2 separate regions of the Homo sapiens genome follow, and region 2 is linked to region 1. A link is a contact called in ENCODE Hi-C or POLR2A ChIA-PET data. All regions are on one chromosome and are shown on one strand. Each heading gives the region's core, a stretch centred on a gene start or an enhancer-like site at or near the end of the contact. The rest is flanking DNA. Distances are from core to core; before and after follow the strand shown. Region 1 overlaps ASAP2 (ArfGAP with SH3 domain, ankyrin repeat and PH domain 2). Region 2 overlaps ASAP2 (ArfGAP with SH3 domain, ankyrin repeat and PH domain 2).

Region 1 (5,320 bases), core at 1,500-3,999:
TCTCCTGGACAAATTGCATGTTTTGTGGCTGGGCTGGGCATGTAGGGGCTGAGAGGCTGTCTTGTGGCTGAGGCCACACAGCCAGTCTGTGGTGGAGCTAGGCTGGCCCTCTTGGGGCCTCCTTAGCTCCAGTTTCTTTCCTCTGTCAGACAGCAATGGCCTCATGTCTTGTTCTTCCTGCTGCGAGCTTTAGCCTCAAACTCCACCTTGAATGTGGAGTGAACTTGGAGTGAACTTTGTCTGTGGCTCAGCCTGCCCGTGGCCTGTCTGTCTGCCCCATTCTGCCCTCACGTCTCTAGAGAGGACAGCAATGCCTTCCCCATATATGTTCATTTCTCTGATGATTGTAGTGTCTAATGGGTTTCATTCTGATGAACTTGAGCCCCTCACTTGGGCTTGTTCTTTGCTCTGATGGGGAGTAATTTGAGGGACTCTCATGACGCCATGCCTGCTCCAGACAACCCCTAGGAGCTTGCAAAGATTGCCCTGTAGGAGGAATTGCTGATGTCCTGTGAATAATTCCTGGGAAGGAAATGCCAGGCTGACCCATCACATAGACTGCATAGCCATGACTTAGCAGGGTGGAGCACCCACACTGTCGTGTGGACAGAAAGTTCACAGCCTGAGTGAGACTGGGCGCTGGGCTGAGATTGCTGGCACGGGTCTCCTGGAGCTGCAGGCAGGCATGCCCGGGCTGGCGGGGGAGCTGCATGCACTGCCACCCCCAGAGGAGGGCAGGGCCGTGTGGGGATACTGCAGAGGATGACCGAGGGGCATGATTAGAGAGAGGCTACCCTGAAAACACTCTGCTAGGCTTCCAGATTTTTGTTTTGGGCTGGTCCTGCTCAGGATCTGTGAGAAGTATGTAGGAACATTGGGCCACCGTCTCCTGCCCATCAAAAGGCTACATGCCATGTGGAAGGAAGGCAGGGCTTGGGGTCAAATCTGGGTATACAACTCTTCCCTTCTTTCCATTTTCTTACTTGGAATATTTACTTACTCACTTGAGTTTCAGTTTTATCATCTGTAACATGAGGAAAATAATACCTACCTCAATTGCTTTGTAGGGTTTCATAAAGCTAAAATAATACCCATGATCTCCTTGGGGGCAGAAACTGCCAGGATCATTTTTAGCATTTAACACGCTGCCTGACACAAAGTGGTCATGTAACATTTGTTGGATAAAACTCCACAAACTGTAAGGAATGTTACACACATGGTAATTATTACTAATAATTCAGCAAATGGTATTTAACCACAGACTTCCTGCCTAGGCACCAGGGAAAGAGGGGAAAGAACACGACATGTGAATACACAGCTGTCCCTAGGGCTCCTGGAGTTCTCGCGGTGCCCCAGGTGCCATGCATGACTTTAAAGATGGGAGTGGGGATGCAGGATGCCAGACATGTGGCCCTTGGGTGGGAATTGGGACCCCAGATCTTTAATCACTTAAGCCTTGGGAGGTGTAAAAGTGTTTTCCCATTCCACAGAGGGTACAAAAGGATACAGGGCACATTGCACGGCCCCCAGGGCAAATGCAGTGTGGTGTGCTCTTTCATTTAAGCCGAGGCCACAAGTAACTATCGGACAAGGTTGGAAGCAGAAAGCAGTGAGCACCCAGAGAGGAACAGGAGTAGGCTGTGGAGCTCAGGAGCTCTGAATCAGAGCCAGGGTGGAGCGGAGGTGTCTCAGCCCCTGAGATGTTGCAGTCTTCCTGTTAATCTGCCTTGTGGAATTAAGCTATACCTGCGGGGTCCTAGGGATGTGATTCAGCACAGGCCACCATGGGCCATCTGTGAGCAAAGTGCTGAGCCCACCATGGTGGAAATACAGAAATAGACAAGACTCGGGGCTTGCTCCCGGGGAACTTAAAACAGTGAACTATGAAACGAGGCGTGGTGAAAGTCAATTTCTTACAGAGATAAGATGGGAACCCGGAGTGGGCAGGCTCACCAAGGAGGTGGCATTTGGGTGGATCTTGAAAGGTCTGTAGAGTTTGAATTGGAGACAGATTAGAGGTGAGAAAACACACTGAGGTGTGGAAACCCACAGGTTCTTCAGGGAATAAGTGGACGGGAGTGGAGCGTGGAGGGCTGGTAAACAGATCGCGAAGGAGATTTTGAAAGGAGGAACGTGGCCAGAGCGTTGTCACATCAGGAGTTTAGTCCGCAAGTAGAGGTGGGCCCTGTGGCTTTCCCTCTAGTCACTTGTCTTACAGAGAAGGGGACTGAGGTTGTGAGGGTGGGGCTGGCATTTGACTTCGTCCCACTCCTTCCCATCTTCTGGGCTCCATCTGCTTGGTACTCACGTGTAACAGCCTTAGGGGACCTGCCCTCCCTGTGGGGGCCCAGACCTGGGGAATCTGGTTGAGTCTGGCTGCTCAGTGGGTCTGGGCGCAAAGCATGTGGAGAAATTGAGAAGCTCGAAGCAGAACAGCTAATCCCTGATGTCCGTCGGGTGGGTTTTGTATGCTTAATAAGTAAAGATAACGTGCATTTTACACTTTACTAAAACGCATTACCTCATCTGACTTTCCTTTTCCCTCCATCCCAGCTGGTGAGTTGGGGACTCAGTGACCCTTGGGAGAAGGGGAAGGGAGCAGCTGGGGGGCGCACCTTGTTGAATTCATGGGGTCTTTCCTGGGGACCTTCGGTTTTGTGATGAGGAAGTGGAGTGGCTGGAGGACATCAGCGTGGCAAATGGAATGCCTTCAGGAATGACGCAAGGGGAAGGTGGCTGTGGCTGAGGGTGAGGAACAGCTGCCAGGAAGGAAGACTGAATGTGAGTTTTCTGGCAGTGATGGATGGAGCAGAGATGGGCCTGAGGCCACTGACAGGGAGCTTTAGGAATGAGAAGCCTGTGCCCACATTGCTTTTTTTTTTCTTTCCTTAATTTTTTTTTTTTAATTATCATCTGTAGCTCATTGAATTTAGTTCATCAGTTATTTGAAATAAATCAGATGTACTTGGGAAGTACTGGCCAGTAGGTGTTAGAGTGTTAGCCTGTACAAAACCTTCCCTCTGGGAAATGCTGGAAGGAGAGCCTTCGTGTCACAAAAGCCGTTAACACACACTGTGAGGTGCCTTGGAGAGAGGTCACTCAGGCCAGGGAGGGCAGGCGTGCCTGACACCAGCTGCTAGGACTGCATTGGAGTGAGGCCACTCAGCCTTGAAGGTCAAAGAGCAGATGACAACTGAGAGTAATTGATGAACCAGGGACTGTAGGAAGAGTCATTTTAAATAAGGCCTTTGGGGCTGTGCGCAGTGGCTCTTGCCTGTAATCCCAGCACTTTGAGAGGTCGAGATGGGTGGATCACTTTTGGCCAGGAGTTCAAGACCAGGCTGGGCAACATAGCAAAACCCCATCTTTACTAAAAATACAGAAAATTAGCTGGGCATGGTGGCACACGCCCAGCTACTCAGGAGGCTACGGCAGGAGAATCGCTTAAACCCAGGAGGTGGAGGTTGCAGTGTGCTGAGATCACACCACTGCATTCCAGCCTGGGCGACAAAGTGAGACCCTATTCCCCTAACACCCCCGCCCCCCAAAAAAAGCCTTCGGAAGACAGTTAAAGAATTTAGGAACACGGCCGGGTGCAGTGGCTCACGCCTGTAATCCCAGCACTTAGGGAGGTTGAGGCGGGCAGATCACGAGGTCAGGAGATCGAGACCATCCTGGCTAACACGGTGAAACCCTGTCTCTACTAAAAATACAAAAAAATTAGCCAGGCGTGGTGGCGGGCGCCTGTAATCCCAGCTACTCGGGAGGCTGAGGCAGGAGAATGGCATGAACCCAGGAGGCGGAGCTTGCAGTGAGCCGAGATCGCGCCACTGCACTCCAGCCTCGCGACAAAGCGAGACTCCGTCTCAAAAAAAAAAAAAAAAAGAATTTAGGAACACAAGCAGATAGTGCGTGGGCCCAATCACTGGTCCTACACCAAGCATCTTGACTATTTAGTTGTTCACTGCAGCCCTCAAAAGCTGCCCGTGCATCCCTAAGCCCAAGCCAATCCCGAGGCAACAAAGAAACGAAAGTCGTTTTTTGTTGTTTTTTAAAAAGTTTTTAAAGTCAGCTGAATTGAGGTCTACTCTGCAAACAATAAAATTCACCAGTTTTTGTTTTTGTTTCTGTTTTTTTAAACAGTTTCACTCTTGTCACCCAGGCTGGAGTGCAATGGCGCGATATTGGCTCACTGCAACCTCTGCTTCCTGGGTTCAAGCGATTCTCGTGCGTCAGCCTCCTGAGTAGCTGGGATTACAGGTGCCCGCCACCACACCTGGCTAATTTTTGTATTTTTAGTAGAGACAGAGATTCACCATGTTGGCCAGGCTGGTCTCCAACTCCTGACCTCAGGTGATCCGCCCGCGTTGGCTTCCCAAAGTGCTAGGATTACAGGCATGAACCACTGTGCCCGGCCAAAATTCACGTTTTAAATGTGCAGTTTAGTGGGTTTTGTGAAATCGTCTAAGCACCCTACAGATGTAACGTAGCAGAGTGCCGTCACGCAGAACTCCCCTCTTCAGTTGGTTCCCCCATTCCTGCCTCCTGTCATCTCTGCGCTGCTTTCTGTCCTTACAATTTTGCCTTTCTTAGAATTCCGTATAAATGGAATGATAGGGTATGTAACCTTTTGTGTATGATTGCTTTTGCTTGACCTAGTGCCCTGGAGATTACAATGTTACATGTATCTTTAGACCACTCCTTTGCATTGCTGAATAATGTTCTGTTGTATGGATACAGAGTAAGTTCCCCCTTAGCTGCATTTTACTCTCCAAGGTTTCAGTTACCTGAAGTCATCCCAGGTCCGAAAATAGTACATACAACGAGATATTTTGAGAAAGAGACCACATTCACATAACTTTTATTACAGTATATTGTTGGCCGGGCACGGTGGCTCATGTCTGTAATCCCAGCACTTTGGGAGGGCGAGGTGGGTGGATCACAAGGTTGGGAGTTCGAGACCAGCCTGGCCAATATAGTGAAACCCCGTCTCTACTAAAAATACAAAAATTAGCCGGGCGTGGTGGCACGTTCCTGTAGTCCCAGTTACTCAGGAGGCTGAGGCAGGAGAATTGCTTGAAGCCAGGAGGCAGAGGCTGCAGTGAGCAGAGATTGCACCACTGCACTGCACTCCAGCCTGGGGAACAGAGGGAGACTGTCTCAAAAAAAAAAAAAAAAAAAAAAAAAAAAATATATATATATATATATACACGTGTGTGTGTATGCATATATATAGTATATTGTTATAATTATTCTATTAGTCATTGTTGTTAATCCTAATTAATGTGCCTAATTTATAAACTAAACTTTTTTTTTTTTT
Region 2 (5,320 bases), core at 827-3,326, 35 kb after region 1:
GCCCTGCTTAAATATTTACTCTCTGACTTTCTAGGAAAAAGTTTTTGAATCCCTGCATTAGAGCAGTGGTTATAAACTGGAGAGAGTATCAGAATACCCCGGGGTCTTGTTAAAATAGGGATTGAGTTTCTGGTTCAGCAGGTCAGGGTTGGAGCCTGAGTATTTTATTTGCTAATTGAAAAAGCTCCCAGGTGACGGCACTGGACTTTGAGAATCCTACCTCAGAACCCCCCATCCCCACTTCAAACACTGAACTGGGACAAAAGGGTATCTGCATGTCCCACGTGTATACAAAACAGTAGTCTTCTTCCACAATAGTCAGTGCATTATGTTTGCTCCCAGTCTTCAAAATGATGGCAACCCAGCCAGCTGTATTTTCTGGAGAGTCTTAGCTTGGGTTTCCAAAAGCAGTTGTCATAATGATTTATGAGAAACTGTTTGCCACTCAGTGATGGATTGCTTATTTATTTTAAACTCTTACTTGTCTAAAATTTCCCAAGCTCTGGCTCAGCCCAAAGGTGTTCCTTCCACACCCCAGGAAGTTGAAGCTAACATTTTTAGCTGTTTGACATATCAGTGGGTGGAAAAATTCATCTCTATCAAGAAGGAAGCAACAGAAGATTTTCATTTTCACTTCTCTAGAATTATTCTGTCATAAGGACTTGTTAGAACATTCTTATCGAGAGTGATATTCCTACCCTCAATCAGAATATCCTAGAAAATTATCACATTCTTGAAAGTACAAAGAAATGCTGATTTTCCCTCAAATCCTTACCATCTCCCACATACAAAAGAAAATGAGAATACAACAACTTTGTGTGTGTGTTCCTGCCTGTTGTTTGCAGTGTTAATTGGAATATGATATTAAAATACACTTCAAATTCATACAGAAAACTATTTCTATTGTAGATATTATCAATTAGAACAGGGCAGTTCAGAACAAATATATATAATAGTTGAGGAAATGAAGTTTCACTGTGCATTAAGAAGATACTGGCTGGGCACGGTGACTCACGCCTGTAATCCTAGCACTTTGGGAGGCTGAGGCAGATGGATCGCTTGAGCTCAGGAGTTGAAGACCAGCCTAGGCAACATGGCGAAACCCTGCCTCTACAAAAAAATACAAAAATTAGCTGGGCATGATGGTGTATGCCTGTAGTCCCAGCTGTTTGGGAGGGTGAGGCAGGAAGATTACATGAACCTGGGAGGTTGAGGCTGCAGTGAGCTGAAACTGCACCACTGCACTTCATCCTGGGTGACAGAGTGAGACCCTGTCTCCAAAACAGAAAAAAAGGAAAAGGATTTTTTTTAAAAAAGGAAAAAAAAAAATATATATATATATACTGTATCTGATTTCTACCTGTTACATGAGAAAATAACAAAATCAGAATAATCTTTACTGTTTGGCAAGCTTACAGTAACTAGTACTCTGCTCCATTGTTGTGGCACTGAAAACATGCACGCAGAGTTTCTGGAAAGCAGTTTGGTGGTACACATCAAGAAAAATAACAATCTTTTTGTGGAAGGAGATCCATGCACAAAGATGTTCACTTTGTTGTTGCACTGCTTATCAAAGTGAGAAATTGGATGCCTCCTATATATAGCTGAATTAGGATTTAGCTGCTTGCTGGAATTATGTTTATACAGCAACAGGAAGAGAAATGCTTGTGATGAAATCTTCAGCAATAAAATTCAGGATGCAAAATTTATGTACACCGTGTGTGATTAAAAAGGAATAGATGATAAATGATGATAAAGAATATTTTTATTGATATTCACAAACGAGGGTAGAAGCATAGTGGTAATAAATACTCATGAGGTATTTGTTAGAATATTTGTATTATAAAGCTAAATAAAAACTTTATGTGAATTCCATCCTTACAGCCTTGTGAGTTGGGTCCTGTCCATTGACAGATGAGCTCACAGAGGCACTGAGTAGTGATCTGCCAGTGTCATCTAGCCAACAGTTGGAGGAGCTGAGATTCAAAACCAGGTGAGCGTCCCGTCTCTGCTTCTGACTGCTGCGGCATGCTGCCTGGTGCTGAGGCGGGAAGTTGCTGGGGGCACACGGTGGAGAAAACAAGCAGCAACGTGGGGAACACCCTACGTGCCACCTGGCTGAGCCATCGTAGTCCTTCTGAAAAATTCCAGGTGGTTTTGGTTGATTACAGGGTCAGTGTGAGCCAGTACGTGGCACATGCCCCAAAGGTGAGCCACACATGACCTCAGTGAAGTCTTTGGTGCTTATAAATAAGGTTGTTGTTTCATTATTTAGTTGTAAGAGCAGCATTTAAAGAAGAACCTGAAAACCTTAGGGATGGAGAAACCTCCTTGTAGGACGGATATCTGAAGGACGCGGGGCTCCTGGTTTCGGAAGGGGCAGGAGAGGGCGTACATGAAGGGCTTTCTCTGGCTGAGGAAGGTAGACATAGTATTTGTTCCTCTCTAGAGGAGGCTTTCACAAGAGCAAGCCTTGACTCAGATATGAGGGAGAGGATAACTGGGTGAGCAGACTGAGCGGCGAGCTGGTGGTTGGAAGGTTCCTGCAGCGGGTGGACGGCCTCTGTCTCTGAGGAAGTTATAGAGGGAGGTGAGGACGTGGGCTCGAAGGCCCTGGAGATGTCTTCCAGTTGTGAGACTCTGGAGTCCAGCCTTCTCCCCGCTGCTGGCTAACAACAATGATTGGAATTTAGATGGTGACTTGTGGAATCCTGTCCGCAGTGACCACTGCATTAGTCATGGAAGGAGGGTACCTCTGAAGGAACACAGAGGTCTGTGACTTAACTAACGTCCAAGTGTTGGCATGAATCATACTTTGGTTCAGAGGTATCTGCTATTTAATTTGGCTGGCTTTTATAGTCAGCCAGTCTGTGGGCCAACCTGCTGGCCGCATGCATCTGTAAGACATGGGGCTGCAGTTTCATCAGTGGTTCTTTAATCTTTTGGTTATCATAGACATCAGTAAAAATAAGAAGGCTGTTTTGGATGATCCCTCCAGGAAAAGGTACCTTTACATAATTTTGCATACACTGTTTGGGATGCCCATACCCCCATAAACCTGTCCGCAAACCCAACCTACCAAGCAAAAAAGCTCAGACCTTGAGCTTAAATCTTCTACCAAATCAACACGATGACTTCATCTGTTTCCTCATCTGTAAAATCCTGCAGAGTTGTAAGGATGAAAGATATTTCTACACGTATGTCATCTCCACAGTGTTCATGGTAGCTACTATCTGAGGCTTTAGAGACCATGTACTTTCCAAGGGCTGCTTGTCCCTGAGGGTGAGGCTCCAGGATCTCGTGAAACCACAGGAGTCAGCTTGCTTCCCAGGGGCTGTGCCCTCCATGGAGTTGGGTGGGGGCAGCGTGTGTTTTTAAGTCATCACTGTGGTGAGCGTGGGGTCATGGGGTATGACGTGGCAAAAATGAAGGGCTGAAAGCTGCTTACCCTGGCAAAATGCACATTCTGTAATGTAGCGAGTCAGATTGCTTTGCCAACATGAACTCTTCCTCCATTAAAGGATGTGAATATAATTGGGAGTAAAATTTCTAATAGCTTGTACTCCCCATACAACAAATGTTGAATTCACCTCTTGGCTTTGAACCCCAGACACCTTGGGGTAGCCTGTCTCCAGGCTAAAGGAGAGCCCTGCAAGTTTTTTAGTGAAACCCCCTTCCCACCACCTCCAACCCCCTTCTCCTTCCCTGATTTGGTCTCAGAGCACCCCTAGGAGGGAAGCAGCTCTCTGGTTAAGGAGAGTCTAGGGTGAGTCAAGCAGCTGGTAGCTCAGTTTTAATCTCATGCCATACTACATTTTCAATGAGGAAATTCCTCTAAATGTCATCTGCTCCAAGAAGCCTTTTCTGTTACCAGCCCCCAGAAAATGTACTCCTTTCCCCATAGAGTGCTGTGTTTCCACCTCGTGTAATTTACATCACAGTGGATTGTTTTCGCATGTTTATCTTTGTCTTGCTAAGTTGTGTGTTGGCAGGTACCAAGGTTTATTATCTTTCTTGAATGCAGATCTCTTAGAAGCCTTTTGGCTGCTCTCCGTTACCTGGGATGAAGTTCCTCATCTCTGGCTCCTGCCTGACTCTCCAGCCCTTCCCCATGCTCTGGACACACCAAGCGCCTTGAATTCCCCAGAGCTCATTTTGTTTCTTGCCTTTGTGTCGCTGCACTGAACTGATGGGCTGAGTCTTTCTCACTTATTGGATGCTTGCTTCTTGAGGGTAGGGGCTCTGTTTGATGAATCTTTGTGTTCATTAGTGCTTGCTGGAGAATAGACTTTCAGTGTGATTGGATTTTATTCTTTAGTAACCAGAAATATTCTTGACCCGTAATGGAAGCACACAATGAATGAATAAAAGTAAATGCGGATACATTCTGTACTCTAAAGCCTAAAGGGACAGAAACCATCAACATAAAAAAAAATATGCAGTAGCCCAGTCTCCACTCTTCACCCTCTCACCTGCCTTCCAAGTGTACTCCTACAAGCAGTAGGAGCTTCACAGGGAGGTCATTGGGGTGACGTTTAGTTATTCACACAGACTTTGAACTCATTTGAACATCACTGGAAGGATGGGATCATTAATATAAGGCAGGATCAAAGAGGATGGGATGATCATAGACAACAGGTTTTGTATTTTAATAGCGCACACCTTGGCCTGATTAGTGAACTCCATTGCTAGCTGCCTGTGCTGAACACAACCAGACTAGATACATCCTGGGGTACCATCCACAAAGACTGGCTGTTTCTTGAGGAATCACATTCCAAGGGACTTCCTAGGAAAGATGATGGAAATGGGTATTGAAAGTGGAACAAGCCCGGGGTGTTGGAGAAGGCGGAGGAAGTGGCAGGAAGAAGCCGGTGAGAGGCATCCTTCCAGTTGCTCATCCTGCACGGGAGCTCTCAGGGGTTATGAATAGGGAGGACATTCTTGTTCAACCCCTTCTGGTTGTGGCTACTTCTGTCTTGTCAAAGATGATACAGGTATACTCAGTTCCGAAGGCTGTGTCCCTCCCGTCACCTTGTCCAGGGAAAGCTTTGGGAGAGAAAGACATATTCTAATGTTATTTATTTATTTATTTATTTATTTTCTTTTGAGATGGAGTCTCGCTGTGTCACCCAGGCTGGAGTGCACAGTGGCACGATCTCGGCTCACTGCAACCTCTGCCTCCTGGGTTGAAGTGATTCTCATGCCTCAGCCTCCTGAGGAGCTGGGATTACAGACACCTGCCACCACTCCTGGCTAATTTTTGTATTTTTATTAAAGATTGGGTTTCGCCCTGTTGGCCAGGCTGGTCTTGAACTCCTGA

Evidence for each region. A loop is a pair of places that touch in the nucleus more often than their neighbours do. ChIA-PET counts read pairs that join two places held with the same protein, here RNA polymerase II (POLR2A). Pooled maps may share reads with other maps.
Region 2: a loop to region 1 is called in a map of mammary epithelial cell, with 5 times the contacts of the local background. The contact joins two enhancer-like sites. A Hi-C loop is called at or near these places in 7 of 168 maps with a recorded cell type or tissue (Calu3, MCF 10A, PC-9 and 4 more), 1 of 37 single-sample maps with no recorded cell type and 5 of 50 pooled maps. POLR2A ChIA-PET finds 5 or more read pairs at or near these places in 6 of 52 experiments (A549, AG04449, H1 and 3 more).

The regions. Positions count from the first base shown.
Region 1 is chr2:9,249,047-9,254,366 of GRCh38, forward strand. All of the region lies in intron 1 of ASAP2 (ArfGAP with SH3 domain, ankyrin repeat and PH domain 2), which reads left to right. Among named protein-coding and RNA genes, the nearest start is that of ASAP2, 45 kb to the left of the region's middle. Within about 2 kb of position 2,750, at least 11 of the 41 ENCODE cell types and tissues checked have a DNase peak (open chromatin) inside an H3K27ac peak, as active enhancers do; they include PC-9, ascending aorta, endothelial cell of umbilical vein and 1 more, where a contact is called at or near this core.
Region 2 is chr2:9,285,120-9,290,439 of GRCh38, forward strand. All of the region lies in intron 2 of ASAP2 (ArfGAP with SH3 domain, ankyrin repeat and PH domain 2), which reads left to right. Among named protein-coding and RNA genes, the nearest start is that of ASAP2, 81 kb to the left of the region's middle. RefSeq lists an enhancer at 2,175-3,374. Within about 2 kb of position 2,077, at least 9 of the 41 ENCODE cell types and tissues checked have a DNase peak (open chromatin) inside an H3K27ac peak, as active enhancers do; they include PC-9, ascending aorta, endothelial cell of umbilical vein and 1 more, where a contact is called at or near this core.